2 separate regions of the Mus musculus genome follow, and region 2 is linked to region 1. The links are chromatin contacts, found by Hi-C or POLR2A ChIA-PET in ENCODE. All regions are on one chromosome and are shown on one strand. Each heading gives the region's core, a stretch centred on a gene start or an enhancer-like site at or near the end of the contact. The rest is flanking DNA. Distances are from core to core; before and after follow the strand shown.

Region 1 (3,774 bases), core at 1,255-3,754:
TGGTAGAGCCCTTGCAGTAGGATAACTTTGCTCTTGTGAGAAATCTCCTCTTCCACATCTGACATGAGAAGTATGTGCGACCTTGTCTGTGAGGGGGGTCTCCCCCCACCCCCTCCTCTTTCAGACAGGGTCATATGTTCCAGGCTGCACTTAAATTGTGTTTTATAGCGCAGGATGACCTTAAACTTCTGATCTTCCTGCTTATATCTCCCAAGTACAGGGAGAACCAGTATTGGCCACCGTACCTAGCTTCTTACATCCATTAAATATTTTACACTCCTTTATTTTGTGTGTGTACATACGGTGCATGTAAAAACATGTTATGGAGCTCATGTAGAGGGAAGAGGTAATTTTATGGGAATCTGTTCCCGAGCTCTCATAGGGATGAAACTCAGGTTAGATTTGGCAATAAGTACCTTTATCTGCTTGGTCATCTCAATCCCCCATATCCTTTTATATTCCATTAGAAGACTTGATATGAATGAGTGCCTGCTCTGAGAGAGGCAGAAATCACCATAGGCAAAATGGGTCTGCAAGAGAAAGAATTGAGCAGGGAATTTGTAAGAAAACTCTAAAACGATCATTCTCAGGGCCATGTGGTTCGCAAAGCCCAGGAGGGAAGCTTATCTTCCCTGGAAAGCTACTCAATGGAGCTACCAAGGCAGGGAAACGGTGCTTACCCTCAGGCTCAGGTCCCTCCTAGCTGTGGCTGTAGGCTTGTGGGCAATCATCTTTAACTCCTCAACTTATCCAAGTGCCTTAGGGGTAATAGAACACTGTCTTAGTCAGTGTTCTATTGCTGTGACGAGATACCATGACCACTGCAACTCTTATAAAAGAGCACATTCAATTGAGGTTTCTTGCTGTTTCAGAGGTTTAGTCCATTGTCATCATGGCAGGGAGCATGGTGGCACACAGGCAGACATGGTGCTGGAGATGTAGATGAGAGTTTCTTATTTGGGTCTGTAGGCAGCTGTAAGAGAGAGCCACTGGGCTTGGCTTGGCCAATTTTTTTTTGTTTTTTTTTTGTTTTTGTTTTTGTTTTTTTGTTTTTGTTTTTTTGAGACAGGGTTTCTCTGTGTAGCTCTGGCAGTCCTGGAACTCACTTTGTAGACCAGGCTGGCCTCGAACTCAGAAATCTGCCTGCCTCTGCCTCCCGAGTGCTGATCCCCCAACCTTCCCTTCCCGAGTTCTAGGATTATAAGCTTACAAAGTGCCACCACGTTCAGTTTTTATGTTGATGCTTCGGATTTAACCGTGGACTTAGTGTATACGTGGTAAACTGTCTACCAAGTGAGCTGTGTTCCAAGCTTCCCCTTCCCCGTGTTTTTTTTTCTCTCTCTCTTTCACGGTTTAAGACAGCGTCTTAACATGTCTGGCCCAGGCTGTGCATCAAACTCGCCACAACCATGTCTGCCCTCAGCTTTTCTGTAATGCTCCTGTCTCAGTTTCTCTGAGCTAGCATGCCCAGCTTAAGTCTCTCTCTCTTCTTTCTGTGTCTGAGACAGGGTTTTGCTGGGTAGCACAGGCTAGAATCCTCCTGCTTCAGTCTCCTCATTGCTGGGACAAGTGTGGACCACTTGAATGCTGAACTTGGATGTTGGACTTTATAAACAGGCCCTTCCCTGAAATCGTAGTTCCAGGAAATCTGGGGCCTCTAGAACAACCAAACAAGGCAAAAAGCAAAACCCCTTTCAACATGCTTCTCCCAAAGGGAGGAAGGTGGCCCAGTGTGTTCTCTCAGGCCAGCCCGGACAACAGTGAGAACAGGGTTCTGGCCCTCCCTCGGCTGTCAACTTGGGATCCTCCTAGGGCTTCAGCCTCCTCACGGTCGGGATTATAGGCATTTCCTACCATATGGAGATTGATTGACACAGACACTGTAACCGATTGGACATGCATTTTCCCTTCCCTCCCTAGTGACTACCAGACAAAGTGCTGGAGTGGAACCCAGTCCAAGTACTATGCGGATCTTTGACCGGTTAACTCTAATCCTCCCAGCCCACAGTACGCAGAGCTTCGATCCTGCCCATTCCTCATCAGATTTATATTCGGTTCCTAGCTGGCTGGCTAGGTCCCTCTTACTCTTCCACTACTCCTTCCAAGTCCAGGAATGTGCGCTGTGCAGCCGCTGCTCTGACTCCTAAAAACTGTAAAACTGTAAAAGCTGTAGAAACGTTAAGAATGGCGAAGGATCAGCCCACCCTTTCTTCTCTGAGGATCGGCCTGGGATCGAGAGGTCACATCCTAATATAGAAAGCAGGCGGTCTGGTGCGCTGAGACGCTGCCACCAAATCGGAGAGTTCTGCCACCGTCATCCCTACCTAGATCTTCCCAGAGTCTCGGGGAGGAACCAGGGAACCCAAGGGGCCCACACTGGGGTTCCTGCACTGGAGAGGACAGAAGCTGCCTAGGTCAGCAGCTGGGGAACCACTTGCAGGCAGCGGGCTGGGGCTGGGTGGGGCCGGGCGGACCGCAAGTCTCAGGGGGCGTGGAGCCCAGGCGGAAGGGGCGGGCCGGGCACGAGAAGGGCTGGGCCGAGGTGCCGCGGGGTTGCTGGAGGGTCGTGGGCGGCGTGCAGGAGACATGTCGGCGGGCAGCAGCTGCAGCCAGACTCCCAGCCGGGCCATCCCCACTCGCCGCGTAGCCCTCGGCGATGGCGTGCAGCTCCCGCCCGGGGACTACAGCACCACTCCGGGCGGCACGCTCTTCAGCACCACCCCGGGAGGTAGGCGCTGGCCGGGGTCACGGGCGACCTCGGGGGGCTGGAGGATACGTCGGGATCCGGAGTCTCACGTGCGACGGGGAGGGCGGCATTCGAGGGGTTCGGTAGCTGGCCAGAACGGACGAGGGGCGTCGGGAAAGCAGAAGGGTCACCGTCTCGGTTGCTCGCCTTCTGGGTGTGGTGGAGCGTGGTCTGGAACCCGGCTGCAAACTGCCTGCATTATTAGCCTTTTCCTGGGAGATACGGCAGAGTGCCCTGAGCATACAGATAGGCACTCTGCCAGGACCACCATGTGCTTAAGGGCGACCTCTGTGGGTGTCAGGGCAGTTTGGGGTGGGACAAGATCAGGGAAAGAGGCTGGCCTGGAGATTAAGTTTAGTTGATCTCCCTTGGAATAAGTGACGCCTGCACACTTTTTTTTTTTTTAACCTTTCCGGAGGCAGCCCTCTTTGCTTTGGACACTCGCTCATTAATGGAGGCTGGACGCTGAGGGTGCTTCTCTGCCACCTGTGGCTTGTGTTAAGAGAGAGATTCCTGCAGGGGCGGCGTCTGGTGTAGTGCAGAACAACACGTTCCTCGGGCCTGGGGGGCAGGGCACAGCGTTGAACTGGCCCAAGTGGCGGAGGATGAGGAAGAGGAAGCTGAGTTGGCGCGGGTGGGGGCCGGCCTCCGGGAACCAGGCATTCCCAGCTTGCCCTGGAGCCCCAGTATAGACGCTGATGAAACCTACCCGCCTGTTTGCATGATGAAATCCTCGTGGCTCACTACTTCCCTCCCAATCCTCGCGCCGCTCCCACCCACTTTTGCGCTTCTCCCCTCCCCGGTCTCCTCCCCCAACTACTCCTCTTACAACTCAAAAACAAGAGGAATCCTGGCGCGGTGATGAACCTTGGGCTACTGCTGGCGCAGCCGGGCCACATGCCTATTTTCTCGGGCAGCTGTCCCTGCACCAGGGAGCACAGCCAGATCCCAGAACCAAGGCACCGATGAAGGGATCTTGGAGCTCAGTCAGTGTCCACTGGGTTCTGTGATCTTCAGGACACAGCACC
Region 2 (3,282 bases), core at 770-3,269, 240 kb before region 1:
AACAGAGGCACTATTGCCCATGTTCGTTGGTCTAAAAATGGGCCAAGGCCAGTTTCCTGCTCTGGAATGGCCTCCAGAGACCCAAGTTTCACTGGAATTAAATTCCCAAGCGTTTCCAGAGAGAAGAATAAAAGACTCCTGAAGCTGAGTCAAATTCCCAGGACACTGCTACAAACAAACAGACCCTTTACCCACATCACATGCCTGTCGAGCAGAGAAATGGCTGAAGTTGGGTGTAGCTCCAGAAATAAATAGCAAAGACTAGCCTCTCATGTACTGGAGGTCTCATTAGAGAGTAAGAGCAAGAAAGCTTACCAGTTCGGCAAATGAGGACTCCAGACTAAAACCTCCGTTCCCCTCACATATCAATGAGGCTGTTAGGAACTGTGGCTCCTAGACTGGGTGACGTCTCCAGTAAGGGACCTGACCTGCTTGCTGTTTCACCTTAGTGATCACTAAGGACAGAGTGGTGCTTGGGAGGGAAAGAAAGGTGAGAGACTGGAGTTTGGGGATAGGAGAGAGGTGAAGAAAGGGCTCTGGTACCAACATGTAAGAATATGTAAGAGTTGTTTGTAAGGAGAAACAAACACTGAGACTCCAGATGACCTCAAACAGCTGTGGGAGGCTTTATTTATTGTCGGAGAGGTAGATTGTCTAGTTTGGACCACACTCTGACCAGGGCACAGGACCCAGTCACTCAGGAACCAGAGTCCAGGAGAAGGCAGGTCACATGCTTCAAGCCTCAGGTTTTGTAGCTAAGAATCGGGAAGTGGGAGGGGGATCTTTAGGGGCAGAATGGGGAGTTTGCTGGGTCCCTTAGACAAGCTGTTTTGAAACTACTTGGTCTGTTGTCTTCTTCTGCAGCCACTGGGTGTCTGGGATTGGGGGCAGCTGCTTTTCTTCTGCTGTCACCAAACATCTGGCTTCCCGGAACTTTGAATTCAGTTTCAGTGCCTTGGCTTTTGGGAGAAGACAAAGGGGTTCCTTTACTCTTCTTTTCCTGAGTCCTAAAATCGTCGGACATTGACCACTGGCCATCTACTGTACGGAAAAGCCTTTTCATGTACTAAAAGCAGGAGTTAAAGTGGGCACTTCCTGGCCTGCAAACAAAATGACTGCAGTGGCCGGTTTAGAAATTTCCTGCTAAAGAAGCAGATTGGGGATAGAGGACAGCCATAAAGCCCTTAGTTCCAGCCCCAGGACAAAACGGAGAAAAGGCCCAGTATGAATGTCCAAAGGTAACGCTATGGCAGGGTGAGGTCATGTGAGGGCTTTAGGCTAGGAAAAACGTTTTCTTCCTGGTCTGCTATACCCCCCCGGGGGGGGGGGGGTGCAGATGACAGACAAAAGCTCACCATGGCATGTGTTAAGCAAGACAGGAAGCCCGAACTATTAAGGAAATGCTAAGTTTTCAACAACTGCTGTTGACCTCAGCACTCACAGATTTCAGAATCCGTTCATTAAAAATCGGAACAATAATTCCTTGTTAATTACTTTATGTTGCTGTGGGGACCTCAAGGCCAAACAAAGCTCTCAGAAAAGTATAAAGGGCAACTCAGAGTAGGACTGTTGACTGGCGACGTCATAATCTGCACCTTTGAAAGTTTCCTTCGGCTAATGCAGCAGGAAAAGAAGCGAGCAGAAGGACAAGAACGCTGCATCGCATTGATCCCGGCTCCGGAAGAAGAAAAGAAATCCAGCTCGGACTTGAAGCGAAGGAGAATCTCTAGCAACCTCCGAAGCCAGCGCCTCGGAAGGTGATACCAGAGCCTTGGTGTCCGGAGCCCGCTCTGCCAGCCCTGGGCATCCTAAAACCCGCAAGCCTAGGTGCGCAGCCAGTGTGCCAGCTCGCGAGCGTCCCCTGGCGCCACCGCCGAACACTGCGGCTCGCAGCGCGAGGGGGCGGAGCGGCCGGACGAGCACAGGGGTGTGGTGTGGGCGGGGTCTTCTTTTTATTTATTTATTTTTTTTATTTTTTGCGCGCGCGCGGACTGATGGCGTCATCGAAGCGACTGGCCCGGAAGGAAGTAGGGTGCTGAGGGGTGTGGCGGTTTCTACGGTTGCACGGGGGTTCGGCTGTGTACGGAGCGCCTGGAGGGACAGCCTGGTACGCGGCCGCCGCCCCTCCGTGCACGCTCGGCATCGCTGAGGCTCGGGGGGTGGGCGCGGCTGGAGCTGACGTCCTGAGCCCCCTCAGCTCGCCCACCCGGGAGTCCAGTCCCCTGCCCACGGGTCCGAGCGGAAGCTCTCGGCCGTGTCTGCCTCGCGGAGGAGGGCGGGGAAAGGGCAAGAGGTGGCTTTGGGGTGGTAGTGAGGACATTTGCAGAGAGGACACTCCTGCTGCTCGGTAGCTGAAGGCCGCTACGGTAAAAAATAAGTAAATTAGTCAGACCTGAGAGGTGGACTCCGTGCCCTGTGCCCGGTGTGCACGTCCGTCACTGTAGTGTTTTCCAGATCCTTCAGGGTTCAGGAAATGAGTGTCTACATGTAACTCTGTGGCATCTGGGACCCTGGACATTTGGGGACATCCCACCCCACCCCACCCCACCCTCACTTCGGAGTAGTCCAGAGTCTCCAGCCTGAGACATTTCCAGTTTCCTATAACCATGGGGCTTGCGGGGGCAAAGGATATGGGAGAATGTGTTACAGTTTTACATAGAGATCTGTCCCGTTTAAGTCCAAAGGAACAACAGAGAAGGTGGAGGACAGATCAGAGAGAGAATCCTACGTCGGAACTCAGTTGCTTGCTCTTCTCTCTCTCCCTCCCTCCCTCTCTCTCTTCCCCCCCTCAGGGTCCTAAGGGAATGACTGGTGGTTTCCTTCGAAATGGCAGGCAATTAGAAGTAGGAGGCTCTGACCAGAAATACATAGCCACAGCTGCCTGTCATTTGACATCCTCTGTAATTTGGGCCAGCACCCTGCAGCTGCCTCTCTTCCTTACAAGTATAAATGGCTCTGTTGACAACATGTTAACGTGAAGGGGAGAGAAGGCTGTGTTTTGAACCTTGCCCAAATGGCACCAAATCTCTCTTAGGTATAGCTGTTTCTGGAGCTAATGCCCCCTTGCTTCAATGGGAATTATACTTCCACAGTTAAGGAACGGAATGTTGACTGAGAACAAGGACACAGTGAGTTGTAGATCTGGCAAGTAGTGTGTGTGTGTTACAGCAGGCTGCCCCAGAATCACTTTACGTGAGCTTCAGCTTGGTGGCTCTCCTGTACGTCAGGCTACACATTGTCCCATATCTTCTCTCTAGGATACAGGTTCACTGATGGCTCAGT

The links. A loop is a pair of places that touch in the nucleus more often than their neighbours do. ChIA-PET counts read pairs that join two places held with the same protein, here RNA polymerase II (POLR2A).
Region 2: a loop to region 1 is called in a map of v-Abl transformed pro-B cells, with 2.5 times the contacts of the local background. The contact joins the promoter of Erlin2 here to the promoter of Eif4ebp1 in region 1. A Hi-C loop is called at or near these places in 1 of 37 maps with a recorded cell type or tissue (v-Abl transformed pro-B cells). POLR2A ChIA-PET finds 5 or more read pairs at or near these places in 1 of 5 experiments (Patski).

Annotation. Positions count from the first base shown.
Region 1 is chr8:27,257,823-27,261,596 of GRCm38, forward strand. Eif4ebp1 (eukaryotic translation initiation factor 4E binding protein 1) reads left to right here and starts at 2,505. Exons shown (of 3, transcript NM_007918.3): 1 at 2,505-2,728. The coding sequence starts at 2,587.
Region 2 is chr8:27,021,800-27,025,081 of GRCm38, forward strand. Erlin2 (ER lipid raft associated 2) reads left to right here and starts at 2,020. Exons shown (of 12, transcript NM_153592.3): 1 at 2,020-2,107; 2 at 3,258-3,282. The coding sequence starts at 3,273.